Regions from separate parts of the Homo sapiens genome. Here region 1 is linked to region 2. A link is an interaction called in ENCODE POLR2A ChIA-PET data of the cell type or tissue named here. Cell type or tissue: GM12878. All regions are shown on one strand. Links, peaks and the distances in the headings refer to the core of each region. The heading gives the core; the rest is flanking DNA.

Region 1 (6,155 bases), core at 709-5,708, 91 kb before region 2:
TACATTTCCTTCATGTCTTTTCATGGCTTAATAGTTCATTTATTTTATGTACTGAATATTATTCAATTGTCTGGGTGTACCACAGACAATTTTTTTTTTTTTTGAGATGGAGTCTCTCTCACTTCGTTGCCCAGGCTGGAGTGCAGTGGTGCAATTTTGGCTCACTGCAACCTCCACCTCCCGGGTTCAAGCTATTCTCCCTCGGCCTCCCGAGTAGCTGGGATAACCAGTGCCCACCACCATGCCCAGCTAATTTTTGCATTTTTTAGTAGAGACGGGGTTTCACCATGTTGGCCAATCTGGTCTGAAACTCCTGGCCTCATGTCATCCGCCTGCCTCAGCCTTCCAAAGTTCTGGGATTACAGGCGTGAGCCATACCACAGACAATTGAATAATATTCAGCACATAAAATAATTGAGCTATCAAGCTATTTGTCCATTTACCTACTAAAGTTTACTTTGGTTGCTTCTAAGTTTTGGGAATTATGAATAAAGCTGCTGTAAATATCCATGGCCAGGCTTATGTGTAGACATAAGTTTTCAACTCCTTTAGGTAAATACTAAGGAGCGCAATTGCTGGATAATATGGTAAAATAAAAATATGTTTAGCTTTATAAGAAACTGCCAAACTGTCTTCCAAAGCGACCATACCATTTTGTCTTCCCACCAACAATGAATGAGGATTCCTGTTGCTAAATATCATTGCCCTCATTTGGTGTTGTCAGTATTGTGAATTTTGGCTATTCTAATATGTGTATAGTGGTATCTCATTGTTGTTTTAATTTGCATTTCCCTGATGACATATGATGTGGAGCATCTTTTCATGTGCTTATTTGCCATCTGTATATGTTCTTTGTTGAGGTGTCTGTTAAGGTCCTTGACCATTTATAATCAAGCTGTTTGCTTTCTTATTTTTGGTTTTTAAGAGTTCTTCGTGTATTTTGGGCAACAGACCTGTATCAGATATGTCTTTTGCAAATATTGTTTCCCAACCTGTGGCTTTTCTTTTTATTCTATTGACAGTATCTTTCACAGAGCAGAAATTTTTAATTTTAATGAAGTCTAGTTTATCAATTCTTTCTTTCATGGATTGTGCCTTTGGTATTGTATCTAAATAGTCATCATCAAATCCAAGTCCATCTAGATTTTCTCTTATGTTATCTTCTAGGAATTTTATAGTTTTGCATTTTACAGTTAGGTCTGTGATTCATTTGAGTTCATTTTTGTGGAGGAAATAACTTCATCTTTTTTTCTTTTTTTTTTTTTTAACATGAGGATATCCAATTGTTCCAGCACAATTTGTTAAAAAACTCTTTTCTTGCTAGGTGTGGCGGCTCACGCCTGTAATCCCAGCACTTTGGGAGACCAAGGTGGGAAGATCGCTTGAGCCCAGGGGTTCAGGACCAGCCTAGGCAACATAGCGAGACCCTGCTTCTACAAAAAATAGAAAAAATTAACTCGGGGTGGTGGCACAGGCCCATGGTCCTAGCTATTTGGGAGGCTGAGGTGGGAAGATTGTTTGGGCCTGGGAGGTGGAGGTGGCAGTGAGCTGTGATTGCACCACTGCACTCCAGCCTGGGCAACAGAATGAGACTCTGTCTCAAGAAAAGAAAAAAAAGAAAGAAACTCTTCTCCATTTTATTGAGTCATTGCTCCTTTGTCAAAGACCAATTGTCTGTATTTATGTGAGTCTATTTCTGGGCTCTGTATTCTGTTTCATTGATCTATTTGTCTATTCTTTTGCCAATACCACACTCTCTTAATTACTGTAACTTTATAGTAAGTCTTGAAGTCAAGTAGTTTCAGTCCTTCAGTTTTGTTCTTCTTCTACAATATTTTGTTGGCTAATTGGATCTTTTGCCTCTCCATATAAATTTTAGACTCAGTTTGTTGACATCCACAAAATAGCTTGCTGGGATTTTGACTAGGATTGCATTGAGTGTATAGATGAAGTTGGGAAGAACTGGCATTTGATAATAGAGTCTTCCTGTTCATGAACATGGAATATCTCTCCATTTAAAGATGCTCCTTGGTTTACAATGGAGTTACATTTGGATAAACCCATTATACAGTTGAAAAATTGTAAGTCAAACCATCATAAGTCCAGATATTCCCTGACTTAATGGTGGGATTATGTCCAGATAAACCCCTCATAAAGTTGAAAAATCTTAAGTTGAACCATCATAGGCCAGAGACCGTATTTAGTTCTTCTTTGCTTTCTTTCTTCAGACTTTGTAGTTTTCCTCATGTTGATCTTGTACATATTTTGTTACACTTGTTCCTAAGTATTTCATTTTTGGAGGTTTTAATATAAATTGTAATGTGTTTTATGTTTTGTTTTGTTTTTGAGACAGAGTCTCCCTCTGTCACCCAGGCTGCTGCGTAGTGGGATGACCTCAGCTCACTGCATCTTCCTCTTCCTGGGTTCAAGCAATTCTCCTGCCTCCACTTCCTGGTAGCTGGGATTAGAGATGCTCACTGCCATGCCTGGCTAGTTTTTGTATTTTTAGTTGAGACAGGGTTTCACCATGTTGGCCAGGCTGGTCTTGAACTCCTGAGCTCAAGTGATCCACCTGCCTCGGCCTCCAAAAGTGCTGGGATTACAGATGTGAGCCAACATGTTGGGCCTGTAATGTGTTTTAAATTTTAAATTTTACTTGTTCATTGATGGCATACAGGAAAGTGATTGACTTTTGTATATTAACCTTATATCTTGTAACTGATTATTATCACTTACTAGTTCCAGGAACAATATTCTTATAATTTTTGTTGTTGTTTTTTTTTTTTGGTCTGGGTATTGTACTTGGAAAATTATTCCTCATAACCATGCCTATGTCTTCTTTTAGTATTTTTATAGCTCTTGGCATACTCATATCTTTAGTCAATTTGGAATTTGTTTTGATGTAAAGTGTGAAGTATGTTTTTCTTAAATGGTGTTATGTTTTCCCTGCATAGTATTATTTTCCCTAAGTGGTGATTCACTTGTCCCAACTCCATTTATTGAATCATGAATCCTTTCTTCACTGAGTTGAAATGAAGTACTTCCAAATTAAAAAATTCTCAATTGTTCTTTGATTTATTTCTGGACTCTCTCTTCTAATCAATTCAGTCTTTTCCTGTATCAGTACCATACAGTTTTAGTTATTGAACGGTAGGAATATAGTTTAATATTCTCGCTTGTAACTCTTCTTTAAAATTTTTTTTGTATTTCTCATGCATGTTTCTTTCAAATAAACTTAGGCATCATTTTATCAAGGTTTTAAAAAAATCAGTTCTATCCACAGTAATATTATTTTAAAATTGATATTAATCCTTAAGCAACGTACTTTCTGGACATTTTCATTTTATTGATCTATAATCTACAAATATATTTAACAGTTTTAATGATACAGTATATAAGTGATGCTAACAACTGTTAGCTATTCATACTATTTTTAAAGCTCATATCCTTAAATATACTAATAATCTGAAGGAATAGAAAGTATCTTTCATTGTATAGCAGAATTTAAGATTTTGTTCCAGTTTTGGTTGACTATTTCATCAGAGGCTCTCTGGCATCTTTTGCAACAGGAATGGCAGGAAACGTGTTTTATGTTGATTGTTCAATTGTTTCATTTGTTGAGCTTCCTCCAAAAGAATTTGTATAAATGGGAGGAGATTGAGGAAGTTTAAGGAGTCAAGAAGGCCTGAGAGAACAGAGTTGTTTTCGTAGGAAATGTGTTTCTATTTTAGAGTCTTAAAATTTCCAAGTACTCGATTTTATTATGTGTGATATGATAGTATGAACTATTGCTAGTCGAGCTGAGGTAAGCAACTTTTACAGGCATGAACCTCTAGGGTGTTCAGAACCTCTCTAAGTATACTCCACCCTTTCCCAATCTCAGTGGACTTCTTAAAGCACAGTCATTTTTGTAACTGACAAATTGTTGTATAAGAACATGGGTTCATAAATCAAGTAGACAGATGTTTATGTTACATTGCATGACAGCTATACAGCAAATCAGTGCATTTTGACCATTTTGGCAATTTATTGATTTGGGGTTTGTTTTTTTGTTTTGTTTTGTTTTTTTTTTTTTTTTTTTTTTTTTTTAGAGACAGGGTCTCTCTCTGTCACCCAGGCTGGAGTGCAGTGGTGGTACCATCATGGCTCACTACAACCTCCAACTACTGGGCTCAAACAGTCCTCCCGCCTCAGCCTCCCAAGTAGTGGGGGGACTATAGGTGTACACTTTCACACTCAGTTAATTTTTAAAATTTTTCGTAGAGACAGGATCTCACTATATTGCCCAGGCCAGTCTCAAACTCCTGGCCTCAAGCTACCCTTCCACTTAAGCCTCCCAAAGGGGTTAAAGGCATGAGCCACTAGGGCTGGCCAACAATTGATTTTATTAACTCAAATTTATTCAACAGTCTTGGGGAAATACTAATTTAAGAAAACAAAACCAAAAAAACACATTATTTCTGAAATAGTCTCCTCAATGTAATAGAAATGGGATATTTATAAAGAAAATAAGACATAATATGGATGGAAAATATACCATTACAGTTTGATTTGAGTGTATTTCAACATTACAGACTTTAAAAAATCTATTATAGGGAAGCATCATAACATAATCAAAAACAGACTTCAGAGTAACCTGGTTTCAGTGTTTAGTGCTAACATTTACTAGCTCTATGACTTAGGGCAAATTACTTACTCTTACTGAGCTTTAGTTTCATCTATAAAATGGGAACAATAATTATGATCTCAGAATTATGACCAGTAAATGAGTTAACATAGGAAGCACTTAGCATATTATATGACACATATACCCAATAAATGTAACTTCTACTTTATAATTATAGATAATTAAGCCCTTATTGTATCCCTAGATAGGTGCATTACATGGGTGTCTCTTTTAATTCTTTCAATAACCTATTGAGGTTGGTTTAGTACCACTTTACAAATAAGGAAAGTAAGCATGAAAGGGGTTAAATTGCTCCCTGTCCTGTAACTAATGAGTTGCAGTGCTAGGACCCGAACCAAAGCCGTTATTCTATTTTTTGTTTCTTTAAAAAAATTTGTTTTTTTATTATACTTTAAGTTCTGGGATACATGTGCAGAATGTGCAGGTTTGTTACATAGGTATACATGTGCCACGGTGGTCTGCTGCACCTATCAACCCATCATCTACATTAGGTATTTCTACTAATGCTATCCCTTCCCTTGCCCACCACCCCTCAACAGGCCCCAGTGTGTGATATTCCCCTCCCTGTGCCCATATGGTCTCATTGTTCAACTCCCATTTATGAGTGAGAACATGCAGTGTTTGGTTTTCTGTTTCTGTGTTAGTTTGCTGAGAATGATGGTTTCCAGCTTCATCCATGTCCCTGCAAAGGACATGAATTCATTTTTTATGGCTGCGTAGTATTCCATGATGTATATGTGCCACATTTTCTTTATCCAGTCTATCATTGATGGGCATTTGGGTTGGTTCCAAGTCTGATATTGTGAATAGTGCTGCAGTAAACATACATGTACATGTGTCTTTATAGTAGAATGATTTATAATCTTTTGGGTATATAACTGGTAATGGGATTGCTGGGTCAAATGGTATTTCTGGTTCTAGATCCTTGAGGAATCGCCACACTGTCTTCCACAATGGTTGAACTAATTTACACTCCCACCAACAGTGTAAAAGCATTCCTATTTCTCCACATCCTCTCCAGCATCTGTTGTTTCCTGACTTTTTAATGATTGCCATTCTAACTGGTGTGAGATGGTATCTCATTGTGGTTTTGATTTGCGTTTCTCTAATGACCATTGATGATGTGCTTTTTTGTTTGTTGGCTGCATAAAGGTCTTCTTTTGAAGTGTCTCTTCATATCCTTTGCCTGCTTTTTGATGGGGTTGTTTGGTTTTTTCTTGTAGATTTGTGTAAGTTCCTTGTAGATTCTGGATATTAGCTGTTTGTCAGATGGATAGATAGCAAAAATTCTCTCCCATTCAGTAGGTTGCCTGTTCACTCTGCTGATAGTTTATTCTGCTGTGCAGAAGCTCTTTAGTTTAATTAGATCCCATTTGTCAATTTTGGCTTTTGTTGCAATTGCTTTCAGTGTTTTAGTCATGAAGTCTTTGCCCATGCCTGTGTCCTGAATGGTATTGCCTAGGTTTTC
Region 2 (6,155 bases), core at 599-5,598:
ATTCAACATAGTGTTGGAAGTTCTGGCCAGGGCAATCAGGCAGGAGAAGGAAATAAAGGGTATTCAATTAGGAAAAGAGGAAGTCAAATTGTCCCTGTTTGCAGACGACATGATTGTTTATCTAGAAAACCCCATCGTCTCAGCCCAAAATCTCCTTAAGCTGATAAGCAACTTCAGCAAAGTCTCAGGATACAAAATCAATGTACAAAAATCACAAGCATTCTTATACACCAACAACAGACAAACAGAGAGCCAAATCATGAGTGAACTCCCATTCACAATTGCTTCAAAGAGAATAAAATACCTAAGAATCCAACTTACAAGGGATGTGAAGGACCTCTTCAAGGAGAACTACAAACCACTGCTCAAGGAAATAAAAGAGGACACAAACAAATGGAAGAACATTCCATGCTCATGGGTAGGAAGAATCAATATCGTGAAAATGGCCATACTGCCCAAGGTAATTTACAGATTCAATGCCATCCCCATCAAGCTACCAATGACTTTCTTCACAGAATTGGAAAAAACTACTTTAAAGTTCATATGGAACCAAAAAACAGTCCGCATCGCCAAGTCAATCCTAAGCCAAAAGAACAAAGCTGGAGGCATCACACTACCTGACTTCAAACTATACTGCAAGGCTACAGTAACCAAAACAGCATGGTACTGGTACCAAAACAGAGATATAGATCAATGGAACAGAACAGAGCCCTCAAAAATAATGCCGCATATCTACAACTATCTGATCTTTGACAAACCTGAGAAAAACAAGCAATGGGGAAAGGATTCCCTATTTAATAAATGGTGCTGGGAAAACTGGCTAGCCATATGTAGAAAGCTGAAACTGGATCCCTTCCTTACACCTTATACAAAAATCAATTCAAGATGGATTAAAGATTTAAACGTTAGACCTAAAACCATAAAAACCCTAGAAGAAAACCTAGGCATTACCATTCAGGACATAGGCGTGGGCAAGGACTTCATGTCCAAAACACCAAAAGCAATGGCAGCAAAAGCCAAAATTGACAAATGGGATCTAATTAAACTAAAGAGCTTCTGCACAGCAAAAGAAACTACCATCAGAGTGAACAGGCAACCTACAACATGGGAGAAAATTTTCACAACCTACTCATCTGACAAAGGGCTAATATCCAGAATCTACAATGAATTCAAACAAATTTACAAGAAAAAAACAAACAACCCCATCAAAAAGTGGGCAAAGGACATGAACAGACACTTCTCAAAAGAAGACATTTATGCAGCCAAAAAACACATGAAAAAATGCTCATCATCACTGGCCATCAGAGAAATGCAAATCAAAACCACAATGAGATACCATCTCACACCAGTTAGAATGGCAATCATTAAAAAGTCAGGAAACAACAGGTGCTGGAGAGGATGTGGAGAAATAGGAACACTTTTACACTGTTGGTGGGACTGTAAACTAGTTCAACCATTGTGGAAGTCAGTGTGGCGATTCCTCAGGGATCTAGAACTAGAAATACCATTTGACCCAGCCATCCCAATACTGGGTATATACCCAAATGACTATAAATCATGCTGGTATAAAGACACATGCACACGTATGTTTATTGCGGCATTATTCACAATAGCAAAGACTTGGAACCAACCCAAATGTCCAACAATGATAGACTGGATTAAGAAAATGTGGCACATGTACACCATGGAATACTATGCAGCCATAAAAAATGATGAGTTCATGTCCTTTGTAGGGACATGGATGAAATTGGAAACCATCATTCTCAGTAAACTATCACAAGAACAAAAAACCAAACACCGCATATTCTCACTCATAGGTGGGAATTGAACAATGAAATCACATGGACACAGGAAGGGGAATATCACACTCTGGGGACTGTGGTGGGGTGGGGGGAGGGGGGAGGGATAGCATTGGGAGATATACCTAATGCTAGATGACATGTTAGTGGGTGCGGCGCACCAGCATGGCACATGTATACATATGTAACTAACCTGCACAATGTGCACATGTACCCTAAAACTTAAAGTATAATTAAAAAAAAAAAATTAAAAAAAAAAAAAAAAGAATTCATGGGAGCCATGAAATATTCAGAATGTGGAGAATGTGGAGAGCTGTGCCTCTACAGTCATTACACAGGTGCCTCCTTGTCCCCAGTCGGTATCCCCCTTCAAGTTCCTGGGAAGGCTTCCCAGGTTAGCAAGACTCTGTCAGGCTTACTCCATTATTTTGTACACTGCCTTACCCTTGTCCTTAATTATTTTGCCCTTAAGTATTTTGCTTTGTAGTGATTTTCATATGCACACGTTCTCCCCATCCGACTGAGACTTCAGGCTCCATATTGCCCCTGTCCTTACAGCCAGTGGTCTCAGCTGCTCTAGGCAGCCTGGAAATGATCGTGAATCCATTTTTTAGCTTTTACTTTTAGAATTTTTCCCGAGTTCATCAGCACACTTCTCAATCAACAACCTCAGCCCCCACTAGCTATCCACACCTATCTGTCCAACCCAGTGAAAACCCTGGGGAGAAAAGCAGTGTGAAGCAAGAAGCCAACAGCAAGAACACACACGAGCCCGGGATGGGTTGGACTTTGGTTTGCTTTCACATTTGTAGGTGATTGCTGTGTTTGATCTTGGACACACTTCACCTGCTGACACTGAGTCTTGGTTTCCAGGAGATTGCTTTTGTGCTCCCTCCCACCTCCCCATCATCAAGGGGAGTGGGTAAAGGGTTGAGTCATTTCTAAGGAGGATGTTGGAGTGAGATTATGAATGTAGTTGACACCTGGCTTCCTCCATTTGTGTTGGGTGGAGGGGCTGCCCAGAATTAGGGCAACAGGCTCTCTTTAGGGCCCTATTAACTGCCCTGGGTCCAATAAAGGCTTTTGTAGGTCCTAAAAACTCATTCCTGGAGGTCCTACCTCACATTTTATCATACATATTTAAGTGCTCCCACATTCCTCTTTACTTTTTTTTTTTTTTTTTGCTGGTAATTGCTCTAAAAGGCTTTTTTGTTTTTGCTTTTTGCAATTATTTGGCTATGACAGACTCACCTAATTTATGATTGACTCTGATTTCTTAGAACTCTGTGTGCATAATTGGGAATTTGAGGGAGGTGAAAAAATGCAACCTACAAATTGTTTATAAATATGAATATTTTATGAATATTACATTTAACAATCAATGAAGTATGAATGTCAATTAAATATTTATTCACTTCAATTTTGTGGTTTTCTTTTGGTATCGTGGAACCAATAATTTTTTTATGTTTTACATTTTAACGGTTTCTTTGGCACATAAAAAGTCTGTAGGCCCTACACACGGAGCCCATGATGCCTAGAGGTAAATGCTGTGGACTCCTACTACAGGGTTCCTGCTTTGAGTTTCTTGTAAATTTGTTTCTGCTTTAGGTGGCTTCTGATCTTCCCAGGGAGGGCACTTCTGACCATTCTGATCTCAGTTTAAATGTCACCTTATCCAAGAAGGCTTTGTTGATCAGCCATTAGAAAGTAGCCAACAAGTCATGCTATTTTATGTCTTGCTGTAGAACTTACAACTAGCTGATGTTATTCTTCTAACAACATCTAGAATCTAAAAAGCAGATTTAATTTAAGTCCACTGATCTGCTGATCTACAAGTCTACCAATCTATGGATCAATTGATTGTCCACCACCACTGAAATGTAATGTCTGAGATCTCGTCAGTGTTGTTTACCAACATATCCCTCCACTATCTAAAATAGTGCCTGGCACAAAATAAGTGCTCAATATATTTTTTGTGGAATGGATAAAATAATAGTTACGGTTACCATACACATTTACTGGCTCACGTATCCTCCCAGTAGTATTGTGATTTCAGAGAAAGAAGGGGGTGATGTGGTAGGCAGGGTCAGGTTCCCCACCCCAGAGATGTTCACATCGCAATTCCCGGAACCTGTGAATATGTTATGTTACATGGCAAAGGAGAATTTAAATTGCAGATGGAATTAAGGTTGCTAATTGGCTGATCTTAAAATGAGATTCTCCTGGATTACCAGGTGGGCCCAATGTAATCATAAGGATCCTTTAAAGAGGAAGAGGGAGGCAGACGAAGATGTCAGTGATGCAATGTGAGAAGGCCTCAGCTAACTGTTGCTGGTTTTGACAATGGAGCAAGGGGGTGTGAGCCAAAGAACATAGGAGGCTTCTAAGACCTGTAAGAGACAAGGAAGTGGATTCTCCTGAGAGCCTCCAGAAGGGAACATAGGTCTGCGAACTTCTTTTTTTAGCCCAGTGGGATCCATTTCGGACTTCTGACCTCCAGAACTATAAAATAAAACATTTTTATTAAGCCACTAATTTTATGGCAATGTCTTATAACAACAATAGAAAACTAATATAGGGGCCATTTTTACAGGCAAAGACAAAGAGGCCCGTACTTGACAGGCCACATATCCAAGGTCATATAGGCATTTAGCATCATGCAAGCTAGATTTCAGTTGGTCAGAGATATACAGGTCATTGCTGTTGGCATCTGTTCCATTATCTATTGCTTCCTAACAATCCAACCCAAAGCTCAGTGGCTTAAAACAACAATGTATTATTATTTTCATGGCTCTGTGGGTTGACTGGGCTCAGCTGAGAGGATTCTTAGTTTGAGTTTATTATGTGATTACAGTTGGAAGTCAGCCAGGATTTTGAAGGCTTACCTGAGCCCAATACCCAAGAGAGTACACTCACATGCCTGGCAGTTAATGCTGGCTGTCAGGTGGGAGCTCACCTGGGCCTCACCATGTGCCTCAGCCTACAGCCTGGGAACTGGCCTCTAAGAGGAACGATTACAAGAGCAGGCATTACAAAAGGCAGAGAGCAGCAGCTGCCAGGCTAGTTAGGGGCCATGCCTGGAACTGGCACGCTGGAATTTCTGCCATATTCTATTGGTCAAAGCAGTTACAGGGTCGACCCAGATTCAAGGAGGTGGAGAAATAAACCCCACCTCTTGATGAAGGGAGTGGCAAAGACATATTGCAGAGGAGCCTGTGGGACAGGAGATACTGATGCAGCCATTTTGGGAAAGCAATCTCCAACAGCATCCTTATTTGGAAGATGTGAAAATACTTTGTAGCAATCTTACAATTAATCAGTCAACAACCAATTCATTGACTTTGTATTATTGCAAGGCACCATGCTGGGCCATTTGGAGGATGGCAGGAGTGCCAGGAGCAGACCATCCCCTCAAGCAGTGTGCCCGACTCCTTGGGCACTAAGCAAAGACAGCTGAGCACAGGGAAGGAGAGGCGCTGAAAGGGCCGAGTAGGAAGATGATGAGGGAAGCTGCAAGTAGAAATTATGCTGAGCATTGAATGTCTGCCTAGCACAGGGGAGACTGGCAGTAAACAGGGCTGCAGGAAACAGTCCTTTCTTGGGGCTAATACCAAGTCACCTATTTGGTTCAAAGAGGGGTTTTGCTGAGGTGTATGGAGAGAAGACCTGGTTCTAGTCCACTTCCTACTTCCTGGGAGAAGGGAAATGAGGCTTTAACTCATATTTGCCCTAGGCATAGTGTCTTAGTCAGCTCAGGCTGCTATAAAAAATACCATAAAATTGGGTGACTTAACAAACATTTATTTCTCATAGTTGTGGAGGTTGGAAGTCTGAGATCAGGGTGCTAGCAGATCAGGTTCTGATGAGGCCCTCTTCCTGGTTTACGGACAACTGTCTTGCTGTATCCTCACATGGCAGAAAGAGAACTAGCCAGCTCTCTGGCCTCTTTTTGCAAGGGCATGGGTCTCATTCATAAGGGTTCCACCCAGGGTTCATCTGGATTCAAAGGAGTGAAGAAAATAACCCTGCCTCTTGATGAGGGGAGTGGCAAGGTTATACTGCAGAGACTGTGGGAAAGGAGATACTGATGCAGCAATTGCGGGAAAGCAATTTCCAGCAGCATCCTTAATTGAAAGACCTGCAAATACTTTGTAGCAGTCTTACAATTAATCAGTCAACAACGAATTACCTAATAACCTCCGAAAGTCCCCACCTCCTATCATCATCACATTGACATTAGAGTTTCAACATATGAATTTTGGGAGGGACGCAAACATTCAGTCTGTTGCACACGTGTTCCCTAGGGCTCTGACACTTTTATGGGAGACACTTAGAAAAAAACAATTAGGAAAAAAC

What was found. Peaks named below come from ENCODE experiments on the same cell type or tissue, not always from the same donor. Only the 100,000 strongest peaks of a DNase experiment are listed, where the experiment ranks them.
Region 1: POLR2A ChIA-PET joins it to region 2 with 6 read pairs; 3 of 35 experiments call an interaction of 5 or more read pairs at or near these places.

Annotation. Positions count from the first base shown.
Region 1 is chr5:75,555,462-75,561,616 of GRCh38, forward strand. All of the region lies in intron 3 of POLK (DNA polymerase kappa), which reads left to right. Among named protein-coding and RNA genes, the nearest start is that of POLK, 47 kb to the left of the region's middle. In GM12878, for the core only: no CTCF peak of the experiment used is centred there; no DNase peak of the experiment used is centred there.
Region 2 is chr5:75,646,220-75,652,374 of GRCh38, forward strand. All of the region lies in intron 7 of ANKDD1B (ankyrin repeat and death domain containing 1B), which reads left to right. Among named protein-coding and RNA genes, the nearest start is that of ANKDD1B, 38 kb to the left of the region's middle. In GM12878, for the core only: no CTCF peak of the experiment used is centred there; a DNase peak (open chromatin) is centred at 2,702.